2 separate regions of the Homo sapiens genome follow, and region 1 is linked to region 2. A link is a loop called in an ENCODE intact Hi-C map of the cell type or tissue named here. Cell type or tissue: A673. All regions are shown on one strand. Each heading gives the region's core, and the rest is flanking DNA. Links, peaks and the distances in the headings are about the cores only.

Region 1 (12,622 bases), core at 4,623-12,622, 140 kb after region 2:
ACCTAAATCACTAACGCCACCCTTTCCCCACCCCTGGCAGGAGCAGCTTGGTGCAGAGAATGTCTCTGGGCGCTGGGGGAGAGGAAACACAGCAATTGTGAGGCATTGAACTCAGTGCTGTCCTATCAGAGCAAAAGGGAAAACCCGAACAAACTCAGCTGACACCCGCCCACAGAGGGAGCATTTAAACCAGTCCTAGCTAGAGGGGTATTGCCAATACAAGCGGGCGAAACTTGAGTGCCAACAAACCTCACCACCGAGGGCCAAGGTGCTCTCAATCTCTAAGTAAACTTGATAGGCAGTCTGAGCCATAAGGACTGCAGTTTGTAAGCAAGTCCTTGGGCTTAACTAGGCCCAGAGACAGTACACTGCGGGCGGGGGTGCTGAGACATACTGAGACACCAGCTGGGGCAGCTAAGAGAGTGCTAGCATCATGCGTCCCCTAACCCCAAGGCTGAACAGTTCGTGGCTCCAAAAGAGATGCCCCCGTTCCAGGCCCCGGCTCCCAGACATTTCTAGACACACCCTGGACCAGAAGGGAACCTGCTGCCTTGAAGGAAAAAAAAACCCCAGTCCTGCCAGCATTAATCACCTGCTAACTGAAGAGCCCTTGGGCCTTTAATAACCAGCAGTGATACCCAGGTACTACATAGAAGGCCTTGGTGAGCATCTGACACTGGCTGGCTTCAGGTGCGACTCAGCACATTACCAGCTACAGTGGCTATGGGGCAAAACTCCTTCTGCTTGAGAAAAGCAGAGGGAAAAGTAAAGGAGACTTTGTCTTGCACGTTAGGTAACAACACCACTACGGGTGGGTAGACCACCAAGCAGGCTCTTGGGATCCCCAATCCCAAGACTTGACTACTGGATGGCATTTCTGGATCTGCCCTGGGCCAGAGAGGAGCCCATTGCCCTAAAGGGTAAGTCCCAGACCAGGCAACATTTACCACAAGCTGACTTAAGAGCCCTTGGGCCTTAAGGGAACATTGGCTGGTAGTCTGGCAGTACTACTGGTGGCCAGGGGCAGCAGTGGCTATGAGGTGAGGCTCCTCTGCCTTTGGAAAGGGAACTGAAGAGTGACAAGGACTGTGTCTTGTGGTTTGAGTGCCAGCTTAGCCTCAATACAATAGAATACCAGGCAGACTTCTGAGGTTTTTGACTCTAGTCCTGACTCCTGGATGGCATTTCTGGACCCACCTGGGGCCTGGGGGAAACTTGCTGTCCTGAAAGGAAGAACACAGGCCTGACTGGCTTTGCTACTTGCTGATTGTAGATCCCCAAGGCCTTGATCAAACATAGGCAGATATAACCAAAGAAAGATATAACCAAATAAGACTACCTCAAAGCATTTAATAATCAAAATCCCAAAGGTCAAGGATAAATAAAGGATCCTCAAAGCAGCAAAAGAAAAGAAATAAATAACATACAATGGAGCTCCAATATGTCTGGCAGCAGACTTTTCAGTGGAAACCCTAAAGGCTAGGAGAGAGAGGGATGATATATTAATATTTAAAGTGCAGAAGGAAAATTACTTGTATCCTAGAATACTATATTCAGTAAAAATACCCTCAAACATGATGGCGAAATAAACACTTTCCCAGAAAAACAAAAGCTGTGGGATGTCATCAACACCAGACTTGTCCTATAAGAAATGCTAAAGGGAGTTCTTCAATATGAAAGAAAAGGACATTAACCAGTAATAAGAAACCATCTGAAGGTATGATACTTACTGGTAATAGTAAACACACTCCCAAACACAAAATATTATAAAACTATAATTGTGCTGTGTAACCTACTCACATCTTTAATGGAAAGACTAAAGATGAACATATAAAAAATAATAACTACAAGTTTTCAAGACAGACAGTATAATAATAGATAAATCAAAACAACAAAAAGTTAAAAAAGTGGGGGGCGTTAAGTCAAAATGTAGAGTTTTCATTAGTTTTTTCTTTGCTTGTTAGTTTGTTTATGCCATGAGGGTTAAGCTGTCACTAGTTTAAAATAATGGGCTATAAGATATTATTTCTAAGTCTCATGGTAACCTCAAATCAAAAAGCCTAAAACAGATTTTTAAAAAGAGCAAAAAATTAAAACATGCCACCAGAGGCCGGGTGCAGTGGCTCATGCCTGTAATCCCAGCACTTTGGGAGGCCGAGGTGGGTGGATCACTTGAGGTCAGGAGTTCAAGACCAGGCTGGCCAACATGGTAAAACCCTGTGTCTCCTAAATATACAAAAAAAAAAAAAAAAAAAAATTAGCTGGGCATGGTGGCATGCTTGTATTCCCAGCTACTTGGAAGGCTGAGGCACAAGAATTACTTGAACCCGGGAGGCAGAGGTTGCAGTAAGCCAAGATGGTGCCACTGCACTCCATCCTGGGTGACAGAATGAGACTCTGTCTAAAAAAAGAAAAGAAAAGAAAAACATGCCACCAAAGAAAATCACCTTCAAAAAGGGAAACAAGTAGGAAAGAAGGAAGGGAAAGACCACAAAACAACAGAAAACAAACAACAAAATGGCAGGAGTAAATCCTTACTTATCAATAACATTGAATGTAAAAGGACTAAATTCTCCAATCCAAAGACATAGGCTGGCTAAATTGATAAAAAAAAAAAAAAAATAAGACCCAATTATCTGTTGAATACAAGAAACACATTTCACCTATAAAGATACACATAGCCTGAAAATAAAGGTATGGAAAAAGATATTCCATGGCCAATAGAAACCAAAAGAGAGCAGAAGTAGCTATACTTAAATCAGACAAAATAGAATTCAAGACAAAAACTATAAAAAGAGGCAAAGAAGGTCACTATATAATCAAAAAGTGGCCAGTTCAGCAAGAGGATATAACAATTTAAATATATATGTCCCCAACACTGGAGAACCCAGATCTATAAAGCAAATACTATTAGAGCTAAAGAGAGAGACAGGCCCCCAATACAATAATAGCTGGAGACTTCAACACCCCACTTTCAGCATTGGACAGATCTTCCAGACAGAAAATCAACAACAACGAAAAATGGACTTAATTTCCACTATAGACCAAATGGATCAAATAGATATTTATAAAACATTTCATCGAATGGCTGAAGAATACACATTCTTTTTCTCAGCATATGGGTCATTCTCAAGGATAGACCATAAGTTAGGTCACAAAACAAGTCTTAAAACACTCAAAAAACTTGAATATCAAGCATTTTCTCTGACCACAATAGAATAAAACTAGAAATCAATAACAAGAAGAATGTTGGAAACCATACAAACACATAAAAATTAAACACTAGGCTCCTGAAGGACTGCTGGGTCAATGAACAGATTAAGAAGAAAATTCAAAAATGTCTTGAAACAAATGATAATGGAAACACAACATACCAAAATCTATAGGATACAGCAAAAACAGTACCAAAAGGGAGGTTTATAGCTATTAAGTGCTCACATCCAAAGAAGAAATACTTCAAATGAACAACCTAATAATGCATCTTAAATAACTAGAAAAGCAAGAGCAAACCAAACCCAAAATTAGTAGAAAAAAAAATAAAAGTCAGAGCAGAAATAAATGAAAAAAATAATACAGGAGATCAATCAAACAAAAAGTTGGTTTTTTGAAAAGTTAAACAAAATAGACAAAACTTTAGCCAGACTAAGAAAAAAAGAGAGAAGATTCAAATAAATAAAATCAGAGATGAAAAAGGAGGCATTACAACTGATACCATGGAAATGCAAAGGATCATTAGTGGTTACTATGAGCAACTATATGCCAACAAATTGGACAATCTAGGAGAAATGGACAAATTCCTAGACACACATAACCTACCAATGTTGAACTAGGAAGACATCCAAAACCAATAACAAGTAATGAGATCAAAGCCATAATAAAAAGTCTCCCAGTAAAAAAAGCCCAGGAACCAATGGCTTCACTGCTGTATTCTACCAAACATATAGAAGAACTAATATCAATCCTACTCAAACTACTCTGAAAAATAGAGGAGGAGGGAATACTCTCAAACTCATTCTACAAAGCCAGTATTACCCTGGTACCAAAACCAGACAAAGACACATCAAAAAAAGAAAACTACAGGTCAATATCTCTGATGAATATTGATGCAAAAATCCTTAACAAAATACTAGCAAACAGAATTCAACAATACATTAGGCACATCATCCACGATGACCAATTGAGATTTATCCCTGGATGCAAAGATGGTTCAACACATGAGAATCAAACAATGTGATACATCTTATCAACACAATGAAGGATGAAGGATAAAAACCGTATGATCCTTTCAATTGATGCTGAAAAGCATTTGATAAAATTCAACACCCCTTCATCATAAAAACCCTCAAAAAACTGGGGATGGAAGGGACACATCTCAACATAATAAAAGCCTTATACGACAGAACGACAGACCCATGGCTAGTATCATACTGAATGGGGAAAAACTGAAAGCCTTCTCTCTAAGATCTGCAACACAACAAGGAAAGCCACTTTCACCACTGTTATTTAACATAGTACTGGAAGTCCTAGCTAGAGCAATCAGACAAGAGAAAGAAATAAAGGGCATCCAAACTGGAAAGGAAGAAGTCAAATTATCCTTGTTTGCAGATGATATGATCTTATATTTGGAAAAAATTAAACATGCTACTAGAAAACTATTAGAACTGATAAGTTCAGTAAAGTTGCAGAATATAAAATCAACATACAAAAATTAGTAGCGTTTCGAGCTGGGCATGGTGGCTCATGCCTGTAATCCCAGCACTTTGGGAAGCCAGAGCAGGTGGATCACAAGGTCAACAGATCAAGACCATCCTGGCCAACATGGTGAAACCCCATCTCTACTAAAAATTCAAAAATTAGCTGGGCATGCTGGCGAGCACCTGTAGTCCCAGCTACTCAGGAGGCTGAGGCAGGAGAATCGCTTGAACCCGGGAGGCGGAGGTTGCAGTGAGCCAAGATTGCACCTCTGCACTCCAGCCTGGCGACAGAGCAAGACTCCACATAGCAAACAACCTAAAAGTGAAAGCAAGAAAGTAATCCCATTTACAATAGTTACAAATAAAATTAAATGCCTAGAGATTAACTTAGGCAAAGAAGTGAAAGTCCTCTACAGTGAAAATTGTAAAACATTGATGCCAGAAATTAAAGATGACACAAAAAAGTAAAAAGATATTCCATCATCATGGATTAGAAGAATCAGTATTGCTAAAAATGACCCAAAGCATACTACACAAAGCAATCTACAGATTCAGTGCAATCCCTATCAAAATACCAATGACATTCTTCACAGAAATAGAAAAACAATCCTAAAATTTATATGGAACTACAAAACAATCAGAATAGCCAAAACTATCCTGAGCAAATATAACAAAACTGGAGGAATCATATTACCTGGCTTTAAATTATACTACAAAGCTGTAGTAACCAAAAGAGCATGGTACTGGCATAAAAACAGGCACATAGATCAATGGAACAGTATAGAGAACCCAGAAATAAATCCATACATCTACATTGAACTCATTTTTGAGAAACGTGCCAAGAACATGCATTGGGGAAAGGACAGTATCTTCAATACATGGTACTGGGAAAACTGCATCTCTATATGCAAATGAATGAAACTAGACTCCTCTCTCCCACCATATACAAAAATCAAATCAAAGTGGATTAAAGACTTAAATCTAAGACCTAAAACTGTGAAACCACTACAAAACAAATTGGAGAAACTCTCCAGGACATTGCATTGGTCAAAGATTTCTTGAGCAATACCTCACAAGCACAGGCAACCAAAGCAAAAAGGGATAAATGGGATCACATCAAGTTAAAACGCTTATACACAGCAAAGGAAACAGCCAACAAAGTGAAAAGACACTAAATGGGAGAAAATATTTGCAAATTACCCATCTGACAAGATATTAATAACCAGAATATATAAAAAGCTCAAACAATTCTAGAGGAGAAAATCTAATAATCTGATTACAAATGGGCAAAAGATATGAATAGAGATTTCGCAAAAGAAAATACACAAATGCAAACAGGAATATGAAAAAGTGCTCAACATCATTGCTCACTGGAGAAATGTAAAGCAAAAATACAACAAGATATCATCTCACTCCAGTTAAAATGGCTTTTACCCAAAAAGTCAGGCAATAACAAATGCTGGCAAGGATGTGGTGAAAAGAGTACCCTCATACACTGTTTTGGGGAATGAAAATTAGTGCAACCACTATGGAGAACAGTTTTGAGGTTCCTAAAAACACTAAAAATAAGCCAGCCATGGTGACTTATGCCTACAATCCCAGCACACTGGGAAGCTAAGGCAGGAGGATTGCTTGAGCCCAGGAGTTTCAGGCTGCAGTGAGCTATTATTATGGCACTTCTCTCCAGCCTCGGTGACAGAAAAAGACCTTATTTAAAAAAAAAAAAAAAAAAAAAAGAACTAAATGCTAAAAATAGAGCTACCATATGTTCCAGAAATCCCACTCCTAGGTATATATACCCATAAGAAAGGAAATCAGTATATCAAAGAGATATCTGAACTCCCATGTTTATTGTAGCACTATTCACAATAGCCAAAATTTGGAAGCAACCTAGGTGTCCATCAACAGATAAATGGATAAAGAAAATGGGGTACATAAACACAATGGAATACTATTCAGCCATAAAAAAGATGAAATCCTGTCATTTGCAACAACATGGATGGAACTGGAGATCATTATGTTAAGTGAAATAAGCCAGGCACAGAAAGACAAACTTCACATGATCTCACTTATTTGTGGAAGCTAAAAATTAAAACAATTGAACTCATGGAGATAGAGAGTAGAAGGATAGTTACCAAAAGGTGGGAAGGGGAGTAGAGGAGTGTGGGGGGAAAGTGGGAATGGTAGTGGGTACTTAAAAACATAGAAATAATGCATAACGCATAAGACCTTGTATTTGCCATCACAACAAGACGACTATAGTCAAAAATAATTTAACTGTGCATTTTAAAATAACTAAAAGAGTATAACTGGATTGTTTGTAACACAAAGGATAAATGCCTGAGGTGAGGGATACCCCATTTACCTTGATGTAATTATTATGCATTGCATGCCTATATCAATACAGCTCACATAATGCATAAATATATATACCCACTATGTACCCACAAAATTTTTTTAAATAAAGGATATTACAAAGCATTAAAAAATTAAATAAACACAGGGGTACAGATGTCTCTTAGATATAAAAAAAAGTCTAGAAAGAATTCGTCATTCTAGAGGCCATTAAGAACATTTGTGATTCATGGGAGGAGGCCAAAATATCAACAAGAGTTTGGAAGAAGTTAATTCCAATCCTCATGGGTGACTTTGAGAGGAATTCAAGACTTCAGTGGAGGAAGAAACTGCAGATGTGAGAGAACTAGCAAGAGAACTAGAAGTGGAGCCTGAAGATGTGACTGAATTGCTGCAATCTCATGATCAGCCTTGAATGTGTGAGACGCTACTTCTCATGGATGAAAAAAAAGTGGTTCCTTGAGATGAAATATATTCCTGCTGAAGATGCTGTGAACATTGTTGAAATGACAACAAAGACTTAGAATATCACATAAACTTAGTTGATAAAGCAGTGACAAGGTTTGAGAGAATTGACTCCAATTCTGAAAGAAGCTCTGTGGGTAAAATGCTATCAAATAGCATCACATGCTACAGAGAAATCTTTCATGAAAGGAAGTCAATCAATGCATCAAACTTCATTGTTGTCTTATTTTAAGAAATTGCCACAGATACGCCAATCTTCAACTACCACCCTGATCGGTCAGCAGCCATCCATATCAAGGCAAGACTCTCCACCAGTTAAAAGATTACAACTCACTGAAGGCTCAGATGATGATTAGCATTTTTTAGCAATAAAGCATTTTTCAATTAAGATATGTACATTGTTCTTTTTAGACATAATGCTGTTGCATACTCAATAGACTACAGTATCGTGTAAACATAATTTTTATATGCACTCGGAAACCAAAAATTTGCGTGACTCACTTTATTTGTGTGACTCACTTTATTGTAGTGGTCTGGAATCAAACGTGTGATATCTCTGCGGTAGGCTTGTGTATAGCAGAGCTTGACATTTTTATTATTGCACTAAGTCTGATTAACAGCAGCAAAACTAGAAGCAGCAGGGGGCCTGTATGTAGCATTCTCTCATGCAGCAGTTTTTGCAAATTGAATCCACCAAATGTTAGCCACAGTATAGATAGAAGGAATTTTACTATTATATCCGTGTTTGAACCCTGATTTCTAATATCAGTTTGAGTATATCATTCTGTTTCTAGAAAAACAGAATTTGCACCCTTGTTTTTAGCGGAGGAATAATTTTCAGAATATAAAAGACAATGATTAGGCAGATTCTGAAGAAAATAATTTTAAACACATGTTCAAAATACTTGCAGGTATTAAAAATAGCAAAGCTTGCTCAAAATGAAGTGAAATAAGCTTATGAAAGACATAAGGTTTTAACAAAGCAGTCCATGACAATCATTTCAAATGCTTGAGAGTCTTTCTCAGTAATTTCTGACTTCAGAGTCATCCGTGTTCAATGCTAGAGCTAGACCTGTTAAGTATGATTATCACTATACATGTTTTAAATTTTTTAAATGTTCTCTCTTTGTAACAGCTTTATTGATGCAAAATTGATATACAAAAATCACACATATTTTATGTGTACAACTTGATAAGTTTGGACATATGCACCCACTAGTGAAATGACCACCACAATCAAGATAATAAACATCAATCACCTCCAAAAGTTTCTTCATGCCCCTTTGTGGTTTTGTTTTTGCTTTTTCTGTAGGAACACTTAATGTGAGATCTACCTTCTTAACCAATTTTTAAGTGCACGACTCAGAATTGTTATCCATAGAAAGTATGATGTACAGCTGATCTCTAGAACTTAATCATCTTTCATAACTGAAACTTTATACACTTTTATCAACTCTCCTTTTCCTCCTCTCAATAGCCCCTGGCAACTATCACTCTACTTTCTGTTCTATGAGTTTGACTACTTTACATACCTCATATAAGCGGAATCATGCGGTATTTTTCCTACTGTGACTGGCTTATTTCACATAGCATAATGTCTTCCAGGTTCATCCATGTTATCACATGTGGCGGAATTTCTTTCTTTTTAAGGCTGAATAATCTTCCATTATTATATAACATTATATAACACATTTTTTCTTTATCCATTCATCCACTGATGGACATTTACGTTGTTTTCAAATCTTGCCTATCATGAATAATGCTGCAATGAACATAGAAATGCATATATCTCTTCAAGATCCTGATTTCAGGCCAGGTGCGGTGGCTCACGCCTGTAATCCTAGTACTTTGGGAGGCCAAGGCTGGTGGATCACCTGAGGTCAGGAGTTTGAGACCAGCCTGGCCAACATGGTGAAACCCTGTCTCTACGAAAACACAAAAATTAGCCGGGCATGATGGCGCGCGCCTGTAATCCCAGCTACTGAGGCGGGAGAATTGCTTCAACCCAGGAGACAGAGGTTGCAGTGAGCCGAGATTGTGCCATTGCACTCCAGCCTGGGTGACAGAGCGATACTCCATCTCAAAAAAAAACAAAAAAAAAATCCTGATTTCAATTCTTTTCGATATATATCTAGCAGGGAGACTGCTGGATCATTTGGTAGTTCTGTTTTTAATTTTTTGAGGAACCTTCATACTTTTCTCCATAGTTACTGAGCCATTCTAGATTCCTACCAACTGTATATAAGGGTTTCCATTTTTCCACATCCTTGAAAATATTTCTTTTTTTTTTAAATAATAGCCATCCTAACAAGTGTATGATGATATTTCAATGTGATTTTAATTTGCATTTCCCTGATGATTAATGATGTTGAGCACCTTTTCATATAACTGTTGGTCATTTGTATGACTTCTTTGGTGAAATGTCTATTCAAGTCCTATGCCCACTTTTTAATCAGATTTGGGGGTTTTTGCTCTTACGTTGTAGAAAATTTTTATATATTTTGGATGTTAACCTCCTATCAGATAAATGATTTACAATTTTCTCCCTTTAGGCAGGTTGCCTTTTCACTCTGTTGATTGTGTCCCTTGCTGTACAGAAGCTTTTTAGTTTGAGATAGTCCTACTTGTCTAGTTTTGTTTTTGTTGCTTGTGCTTTTGGTGTCATATCCAAACAACCATTGCCAAGAACAATATCAAGCTTTTCCCTTCTGTCTTCTTCTACTTTTACAGTAAACTAACCCCCTGTTGAGCAATTGGGTTTTTGCTTTCTTAAAACCCTCTTTCTTTGGATTCTGGGACTTCACCTTCTCCTCAATCTTTTACTACATTTATAAGGAACTTCTTAGTCAAGCTTCTAGTGATTCTTAACTGGGCTTAGGACACGCCCCCCTCCCTCCTCATCCTGGTGGAAAGCATCAGCAATCAGCAACATGAGATCAGAGTGTTGCACAAAAGAAAAGCATGGAGACAGAAAAACAGATTGGGGAGTATGCCCTGCGCTCAGCCCCTCAAACATCCCATCTACTCCTCTAGTTTTAACTATTCTCTGATTTCCAAACACATGTCTCTACTCCAGACTTACTTAGCAGTTATCCAAGGTTATATAGCAGTCTAGTTATCTGTTAGGGGTGCTACAACCTCAAAATAGCAAAAACATAAAATCATTCTCTCTTCCCATCCATCTTCCCAACATATTCTCTTTTATATCTTCTATATTTTAGTAATAATTTCTCAGATATTGTCTTGCCAATTCTACTTCCTAATTATCTCTTGAATCTGCCGCTTTCTCTTCATTCTCACTTAGTTTAAGCAATTTTTAGCTCTTGTGTGGGTTCTTTGCATAGCTCCTAGTTGCTTTCTCTACCTCCAGCCTCATATAAACACAACTCCACCCCTCTCTTCCAGTGCATCTCTTACATCATTCCTGAAAAGTTCTTTCCAAAATGCAAATTTGATAATATCTCTTTCCTAGGTAAAATTATCTAGAAGCTTATGATTCCCTACAGGATAAAAATCAAACCAACTTCCTTAGCAGAAGGTATAAGACCTTTTATAATTTGGAGCCTAACTACCCACCATCTCTCATCTTCTATTCCAACTTCAAAACCCTACTCAGATGTCAACTTCTCTATGAAGGTCTTCTAACCAATCTCTCTCCCCCAAAATTAGGTTAGGCCCTCCTTTCTCTATAGCATGTACCTAATACTTTTATCATTGCTAAAATAAATTATAATTTATTTGTGTATACATGCTACTCATCTAAGAAGATGAGCTCCATGAGAAAACAGATTATCTATTTTTCCTCTTGACACACTTAGCACTTGTTTTCAATCCCAGATGATGGATGGATGGATGATTAAAGTACAGAAGAAATCAATTAGTGAGCCAGTATGATAGTTTATTTTTCTAAACATTCCAACTGGATTTCCTAATAGTCCCAAATTAAAAAGTTCTTGCTAGCCACGATCATTTGAGTAACTGAAACAGCTATACTGGCATCTATTCTGACAATAACTTTAAAAGAAAAATAAAACCTTGTTATATATATGCAGCTTTGGGTAATAACCTTGAAAACATGCCATGAAATTTCCCCCATTTAAAAAAATCCCAATGATGAGCTCTCTGCCATAGTAATAAAATTCTGGTAAACACCGTGACCATTTATTTAGGAAAATGAGTTTGCAGCCTCAAGGGTTACATTCAAATGGAGAAGGAATCAATGCAGCCAAGAAGAAAATCCCTGCCACACTTAAGAGGACTAAAAACTTTATCACTCTGGAATATTCCAGGTCAAATTCAAGATGTACCATTTTTTGACATTTTAATAGGTGCAAATTAAGTAGGGTTATGGGCACATTTCACATAAAGTGAGATTTCCTACAATCAGACCACAATAAAACTCTTTTTCTCTAGTAAAAACTTAGATTTAAGAACCTTTATACTCCCATATACATGCACAATATTAAATGGACTCAGATGAGAGAACAGCAAAGCTAATCTGTGCAGATAAAAGAATGAGTCAAAGAAAGACAATAACTACTGTTGTTTTTCAAAGTAAGTTAAGTTTATTATTTCTGTTGTCTGTCATCATCAATTGCAATGAGGATATAGACCAGCAGTCTGGGAAATATTCTCTAATGAGCCAGAAGCCCCTGCTTGGCTATATCTAACTTGGACTCTGACCCACACTGACAAGAGAAACAAAATTTGCCTGAATATTTCAAACACCACAAAGATAATGAAAAACCTAAGCCAAATTTCAGTCATTGCCCCAACAGAGTTGATAATGTCATGCAGTGCTGACATGTTCTTGGAATTGTAAAGCAATAAAATTATTTGTCAAAATTGAGCCTTTTCTACATGTCTCAAATTGTGTCTTTTACATTTTTTTCCATAATTTCCTGGCTTCTTTGACAGCTTTAAATTGTACATAATTTTCATGTACGGTACGTTTTGAAACACATGGATGTATACACTGTGAAATGGCTAGATCAATGTAATTAACACGTATTACAGGAGGAATAAGTTCAAGAGAACTTGTACAACATGTTAATTATAGTTAATGATAATGTATTATTTTCTTGGAAATTGTTAATAGATTTTAAATG
Region 2 (8,000 bases), core at 1-8,000:
TTCCATCATCTTCTGCCCAGCCATGATAAGGAAAGCCTTCTATTGAGATGGAGGAATATTAGCTCAACTTTGTAGCATCTGATGTAAAGTTTGAGGGGTTTGTCTTTTTTGTTTGTTTGTTTGTTTTTTTTTGAGATGGAGTCTCACTCTGTCACCCAGGCTGGAGTGCAGTGGCGCCATCTCAGCTCACTGCAAGCTCCACCTCCCAGGTTCACGACATTCTCCTGCCTCAGCCTCCTGAGTAGCTGGGACTACAGGTGCCCGCCACCGCGCCCGGCTAATTGTGTGTGTGTGTGTGTGTGTGTGTGTGTGTGTGTTTAGTAGAGATGGGGTTTCACCGTGTTACCCATGATAGTCTCGATCTCCTAACCTCGTGATCCACCCGCCTCGGCCTCCCAAAGTGCTGGGATTACAGGCGTGAGCCACCGTGCCCGGCAAGGGCTTTGTTCATTAGGATCAACAAAGTGCTTTGTCTAATTCCTGCAAAATGGCAAAGACCCAGCCCATTTCCATTACTCATTCCAGGCTCATGCTCAGGAAAACTAATAACGTTCTCTTTGACAAAACAATTTCCTTAATTTTCTAGGATGAATCTTGAACATGTTTAGCTCAGCCTTTCAGATATTTATTCTTTAAATTACCATCCTGTCAAAATTGCCTTTACGCACTGATCCAGAATCACCAAGGCAGTTGCCACGATGCCTCCCAGGACTGTGGGTGACTGGGCAAACTGGTAATGACCCGTTGGCTCTGCTTCACACACACACATACACATTGACACACATAAATGTACACATGCATATATGTGTGTACAACACAACTATAAAACATAGAAACATATACCTGTACATATGCACATGCTTACATACACACATATCACAGATGTGCATGCACACATACACATGCACACCACCTTTTACAATATGCCTGACACATTTGAGGCACATTAAAATGCCTTGGCAGGCCCAGCCCTATAGTTCTGTAAGGTTTGGCAGGCCAAAGGCTTCGGATGTCTGCAGGATACCATTGAAAAAATGTTATCTTCCCCTTCTATATGTTTCTTATGCACGAGCACAGCTAAGAGCAGCCAAATAGTAAGCTTTAAAGAAAAGAAACCTGGAAAAGTGAATGTGCCTTGCAATTTAAAAATTGCTAACAGTTTCACAGTGGGAAAATTGCATTTGTTGGAATTTTCCAAGTCATAAGCAAGAAGAATAGCATAGACCCAAAACGACAGAGATCTCTTCCAAGGTATGGAATTGTGGAAATTTATTTAGAATATTTGCTTGGTGATCCAGAGAAGGGGGAAAGAAGTGGTGAGGAAGAATATATGGGGTGATCCCTCCAAATTGCCAACTCCTCGTCTTAGGAAGAAGTGGGCAGTTTCCATTGATCCCTAGCATCAGTTTGACGGGAAAACCGGTGCATTTCATCAACCTCAAGGAAAGGAAGTGCCATGCATGGAGGCCTGGTGATAGGCAACATCCATTTAGAAGAACAGTCACACAAGCAACAGAAGAACTATCCAAGACTAGAAGCTTAGAAGCTTATACCAAACTCTCTGTCTCTCTCTCTCTCTCTCACACACACACACACAGAGTGGATGGGAGGGGACATTAAGAGGAACCCTAGTGCAGTTCCCCCAAAAAACCTTGGCATAGAGTATAACAGGGAAAAAGTAATTACTGGGAAGCTGAAAACAATCAAATATGTGAGGAATGACTGAATATGAGCTGAGGATAATGTAAATTGTTCTGGATTGTCTATAAGATAAAGATACAGAGCCTGAATCTATGTTTTTCTGAATAAAGAGACCCCATATTCTCTTTTGAATTATTGACCTATAATTCCTCTTCAGCAGCTTTGAATACACTCAAGTTCTCTTCCTATTGTTTATGATCCCATAATACAACCACCCACTATTTGTTGTGGTTTACAATCCAGCTTAGAACCCTTGAGCAAAATTATTGAATTATTGAATGCTAGGCCCAAACAAAAGAAATTTCAGCTTGGTTTTAGTAATTTCTTGATCAAACTTCTCTCATTCCTCTAAATGTACAAAGGTTTCAAAGTTGTAAAAAATATGTCTACATAGCCAATGCTCTTAGTATTTTTAACAGCAAAGATAATCTCTGCCAATAATTATTAATGACAAAATAGTGATAACTGTTCAATGTTGCTTTAACAGTCCAATTGTAGTAGGTGAGAAAACAAAAAAGAAGAGAAGCTATGTTGAATATTTAGTAATGTTGGAAAAGATCCTCACCCTAGACATAAAATAGTTTAAACATTTAAACATGGCCCCTCTCTTATTGTCATTGCTAGTGAAAGAAGTTCCTGAAATTGCATATTACATTGTAAAGTTTTGGGCTAAATCACAATACATTTTTAAGTTGCTTCCATGGCAATAGATCGTAAGACCACAGCTTGTCAAAGTAACCACTAATTCAGTATTCAGAAACCTTATCATCTGTTCCTCCAAAAAGACCCCATAGTTAATGTTGTGTTTCCCAGTATTTTAGTTGGGTTTCTTCACACTTAGGCAAGTGGGTGATTCTGGTCATAATAAACTATTTTCAAACTAGGAAAAAGTATCCAAATGCTAGAGCACATAATGAGTTCAGCTTGGTCAGTTTTGAGACAGATAAGCATAAAACCCTACTAGAAAAAAATAATAGTCAAACCTAAAGCTTTAAAAAATGTGAGTCACATCACTTTTCTCCAGGAAAGGCAGAACGTGCTCAGGGTGGAATTTAATCAAAAATGTACCCAGAACAATTTCCCACAAAGAGCTGTAATACTTTGCAGCAAGGGGCATTAATAAACTCTAATTTTTACCGAAAGTCAAGAGACACACAGATCTTTTTTGGTACCCTCTACATCATCATAGCAAGGCCCTTCTGAACATTAACAAGCCTAGATGTTTCTACTGCTTATTTGCAGTATCTACAGGGGAATGGTTCGTGGATATAAACAGAAATGTTTTATCTGAAGAGGCTGTGTATGCCACCCCAGACCCCTGCATTTCTTAATATCTATAAAAATATGACTAAACTTGTTACATTTGAGGCAAATATGTACAGTATTTTTCCCTTTTAAAGATAGTTTAAAAAATCAAGGTAATAAAAAACGGCCAACTCTTTCAGGAAAAAAAAAATCCGGTATTTTGTACTACTTGAGTTTCTCTAATGCCTAAAATATGCATTTAAATCATCCCACACCTACACAGAAACAAAATCAGCAGGGAAAACCATCCCACTGATGATTGGCAATTCCACCGTTCCTCTCCATCTGACCAGCTTTCACCAGAGGGCGATCTTTCATGCTTGCACATCGAGTTTATACAATGTAGAAGCCCCCAAGTCACCTGGGAAATGGCTCATGCCAAATACATGGAGTCCTTAGTTGACTATCTTTTCATATTAAAATCCCATCTTCCAATGAAGCATCCTGTTTTCAATACTGATATCAAATTTCGAATGTAAAGGAGATTTCAAATGTATTGCTTTCACCTTTTCTTTTTTATTCATTTATTTTTAATTGACATAAAAATTGTATATATTTATGGGATACAATGTGATGTTTTGATATATGTATGCATTGTGGAATGATTAAATCAAGCTAATTAACATATCTATCATCTCACATATTTCTCTTTTTGCTTTCACTTTTTCGGGTTTATTTCTAATCCTCTACTAAGCACACAACAAAGAGTCAAATGTCGGTGGGCCAGGGGAATATCTCCAGTTTGATTTTTTTGGGGGGGGGGGACAGAGTCTCACTCTGTCACCCAGGCTGGGGTGCAATGGCGTGATCTTGGCTCACTGCAACCTCTGTCTCCTGGGTTCAAGCGATTCTCCTGCCTCAGCCTCCCAAGCAGCTGGATTTACAGATGTGCACCACGCCCAGCTAATTTTGTATTGTTAGTAGAGACGGGGTTTCACCATGTTGACCAGGCTGGTTTTGAACTCCTGACCTCAAGTGATTCACCCGCCTCGGTCTCCCAAAGTGCTGGGATTACAGGTATGAGCCACCGCGCCTGGCCTTTTCTTTCTTTTTTATGTCCAGGTATTTCATTTCTCTTTAAGAGTAATTAGTATGGGTTCTTCAGTGTTGTTTATGTTTTGTTTTGTTTATACCAGATTAGCAATCAAAAAAAAAGTGTATATGACTCAATATCCTACAGGCAGAGGTTTGGGGTTTTTTTTGTGTTTGCTTGCTTGTGTATTTCTTTAGCAGCAGATGTCTTTTTATAAAACCTTGTATATGGTGCCTTCTTTGGCTTAACAGTCACAATGGTACACCTCTGTCTCTGAAGTAAGAAAAGAAAAACCAGTTCCTGGCCTTAGTTTAATATATAATCACAAATGGGGAAATAAAATTGTAGTGGGAAGCACCCTATATGCCTGCATGCCTGGGCTTACAAGAAGTCAGCAGAAGCCTAATAAAAAATATAAGCTTGGCCTCTTCTTTCTGTAGAATTCTGGTTTTCCCTGGGTATTTAGGGTTGGGAAGAGGAAATGTTGGGTGTATTAGTTATAGGTCATCACCTGTATGGAGAGAAAGGGGAGAAACCTAGGAGGAAAGTAACAAAGCAGTATATATACATGGGGTGTCAAAACAATTGTCGGGAGTTGCTAGGTTAGTGTTCTTTTTTAGTTCATTTCACAGGACTAAATAAATGGATGAGTGATTATCACTGTCACAAAAGAAAGTTTGAATCTAAAATTATATGTTACAGGTACCAAATTACAATATCATAATGTAAAGAACTGGGATTATTTCAGATTTTGTTTCAATAGTGCTGAGCTGGAACCCAGCAGCTGGGAACAGCTAAAGGAGAAGTAGCACTCACTCCTGTCTGCTAAAGTCCTTATTTAGCCCATTTCCATGGAAACTGAAATCAGATCTCTCTCTCTCTCTCTAACACACACACACACACACACACACACACACACACACACACACACACACACGCTGGCGGGTGAATGTCTAGAGTGTGTGTGTGTGTGTGTGTGTGTGTGTGTGTGTGTGTGTAAACATACACAGGATAATTTCTCCGTGAACATTCTCTCATCAGAGGTAACTCTCCAACAAATGGAAGAAGGGTCAGCAATCCAGGCTGACTTCCTTTTTTAGAAGCCAAACCTGTAATGCAGATGAAAAAATCGGGTTAGAAAAGTAAATATATCACACCAGGCCTTTGCTACCAATTCCTTGGGGCATTCCATTTCGTAACTGCATATTCAATTAATTTAGCTAACTTGGAAATATTTTATGGTGAGCAGACAGCCACTGAAACTAAATTTAATCCCTTGGATTTTTGCCCACTTTGCTTTACTCTGAAGCATTGACATTTCCCTATATAGCCCGGAAAATAAAGGCTAAGGGAAAAGAGAAAGTGAATGAATTTATTTTAATTTTTCAACATATACTTTGTTAAGTTTCTATCCTAATGGAAAAATGATAGGTGCATATTCCAGATTTCTGGGGACATTTTATAATAAATGATTCCATCTTAGTCCACATCTCCCTTGAAGACAGGCCAACGCTCAAGTTGCTGCCTATAAAAGGGTACTGATAAAACCTCCCCATAAGGGTGGAAGAAGAATGAATACTGTTCCTTTCAATGAGGTCACCAGGCAACCTGGATGACTTCTATACATGGAAAATTTTCGATAGGCGAAAATATTTTACTTCCCATTTCTGTCCTTTTTTTCTATGAGGAAAGATAAAAATAGGATTTCTTTTTAAAGAATTTTCACTTTAAAATGGACTGTAGATGATGATTTTGGATCTTAAATTAGGTTATTTTACCATCCCCTTTGCAAAATTGGTGAGTGTTGCAGCTCATAAAATATTTAGCTTTTGCTGGAATCTAAAATGGGATGAAAAGCTGTATGTTTCAGCTGGCATAGATCAACAGGACAATAGGGCTTGATCTTAAACATAAGTGGCTTATTTTATTTTATTTTAGAGACAGAATTTCGTTCTGTTGCCCAGGCTGGGGTGCAGTGGTGCAGTCATGTAGCCTCGAACTCTTGGGCTTAAGCAATCATCTTGCCTCAGCCTCCTGAGTGACTAGGACTATGGGCACACACCCCCATGCCTGGCTAATTTCTTTTTTAATTTCTTGTAGAGATGGGAGTGTCCCTATGTTTCCCAGGCTAGCCTCAAGTTCCTGGCCTCAAGATGATCCTCCTGCCTCAGCCTCCCAAAGTTCTGGAATTACAGGTGTGAGCCACCACACACAGCCCATAGGAGATATTTAAAAAAAAAAAAACCTCAATATAGCATATTCTCATTTGTGCCTCATACTTGAATAGGCAGACTTGTGAAAGAATGAGGGTGTTGATAGTCTATATTCAAAACTAGGGTGGGGGAAGCAATTGTTATATTTTATAAAATTTAAATATTTTTAGAATTAGAAAATTGACGAAGGGCTAAAGTCTATTCAAAACCACCATGGGGAGCAATGATTTTACTTTATAAAATGGAAGAGTCATTTCTTAGAATAAAAAATAATTAACAGTAAAGAGTGAGAGGTGAGAAAACTAACATTTCTTATACTAAGGCATGGCTCAAGATGCCAGACCCTGCCCTCTTGGAGGCAAGTGCTATCTCCCCCGAGGTGTTACACTGAGATGACATTTCATCATCTACATGAAAATCTTCATTTCTGCAGAGAGCATCACTGACTCACAGAAAATAAACACAAAAACAGAAACAAAAAACCTTGAGTCACAGTACCTAAGCCAAGTTCAAAAACATCCATTGGGAGAGACCCCCAAAAGAATGTATAATAAGTACCCATCACTATAGCTTGAACAGGAATACAGATGTTGAATCTGTAAGAATAGAGTCCTAGAAGCCATCAAGTAAAGGATCCCAGGCTGTCATATTTGTCTGCATTTATATGAATTAAAAAATGTATGGTTGTTAGAAAAAGGGGCCCACTTAATTTTTCGCTTGACCTTGCATTATAGAAGAATTATAGAATGACCAAAAAAAAAACCCCAAAACCAGGAAGTAGTACTAAATATGTTTAACAGACCTTGGCAATTGATGTTCCATGGCTAAAAGGTAAATTTTAGAATGATCTAGTACTACTAAATAATTTCTGTATATATACACACTGAGTCCAAAGCTTAAACTTGAAATAACTATAGTTGTGAGATTTGTATCCCAGCATTTCTTTTGTAGGTGTGAAAAGAAAATCTGGAAATTCAGCAATGTCATTAAATACAAATTCACAGTAGGACTTTACTTTCAATCCTTCTAGGGTCTGGGCATTTCCTTTCCATTACTAAAGAAATTGGAAATCTTAGCAAGTGAAAATATTTTTATCATTGTATTAATTTGAATGTTTTTTCTCTCTCTAAAAGTGTTCTCCCTCCTCCCTTATTCTTTTACTGTTTCAGAATACTCAAAAAACAATCCATAGACTTCAGCTAGTATGGCTCAAATGTTTCCCAAACTTTTGCGATTGTAAGGATTCCTGGGTTCCGCTAAAGGGTGGCTGATGCGGCTTCCAGATTAACTCTTTCCTAAAAGTTATAGAATTACGTATCAACAGCTAAAGGACACAATTACAAGCTGAAATACTGTCACATACTGTGTAATATCCTACAATCTTGCAGTGTTTAATAAACAGACACCTCTGTCATTTCATATTTATACAGATTTTAAAATTAAGCACACAACTAAAAACAACTACGTATGTACCCCTATTGCATTACTTGGATCATGGCAAAGGGAAAACACAACAAACACTACTGCAAAACGTTTGGCCATCACACAGCATTAAAAATAAAGCAGATGCCGAGTTGAACATTTACTAGTGTGTGATGTGCCAGCCTAGAATCTTCTAATTCAGGTGTTATAACTCAAGCATTTTTCAGAATTTGGTTCATACATGTCTTACAATCTGTTATTGACATAATGATGAGGGAGATGAGTGTCTCAGAATGGGTCTCCCCCAGAATCAGACTAGGAGACAA

The links. Peaks named below come from ENCODE experiments on the same cell type or tissue, not always from the same donor. Only the 100,000 strongest peaks of a DNase experiment are listed, where the experiment ranks them.
Region 1: a loop joins it to region 2, with 2.4 times the contacts of the local background. A loop is called at or near these places in 12 of 110 quality-filtered maps.

Annotation. Positions count from the first base shown.
Region 1 is chrX:23,540,317-23,552,938 of GRCh38, forward strand. No RefSeq gene overlaps it. Among named protein-coding and RNA genes, the nearest start is that of PRDX4, 120 kb to the right of the region's middle. In A673, for the core only: no CTCF peak of the experiment used is centred there; a DNase peak (open chromatin) is centred at 8,125.
Region 2 is chrX:23,400,742-23,408,741 of GRCh38, forward strand. It overlaps PTCHD1 (patched domain containing 1), which reads left to right. Exons shown (of 3, transcript NM_173495.3): 3 at 1-3,633. Among named protein-coding and RNA genes, the nearest start is that of PTCHD1, 70 kb to the left of the region's middle. In A673, for the core only: a CTCF peak has its summit at 3,312 (motif pointing right); a DNase peak (open chromatin) is centred at 5,250.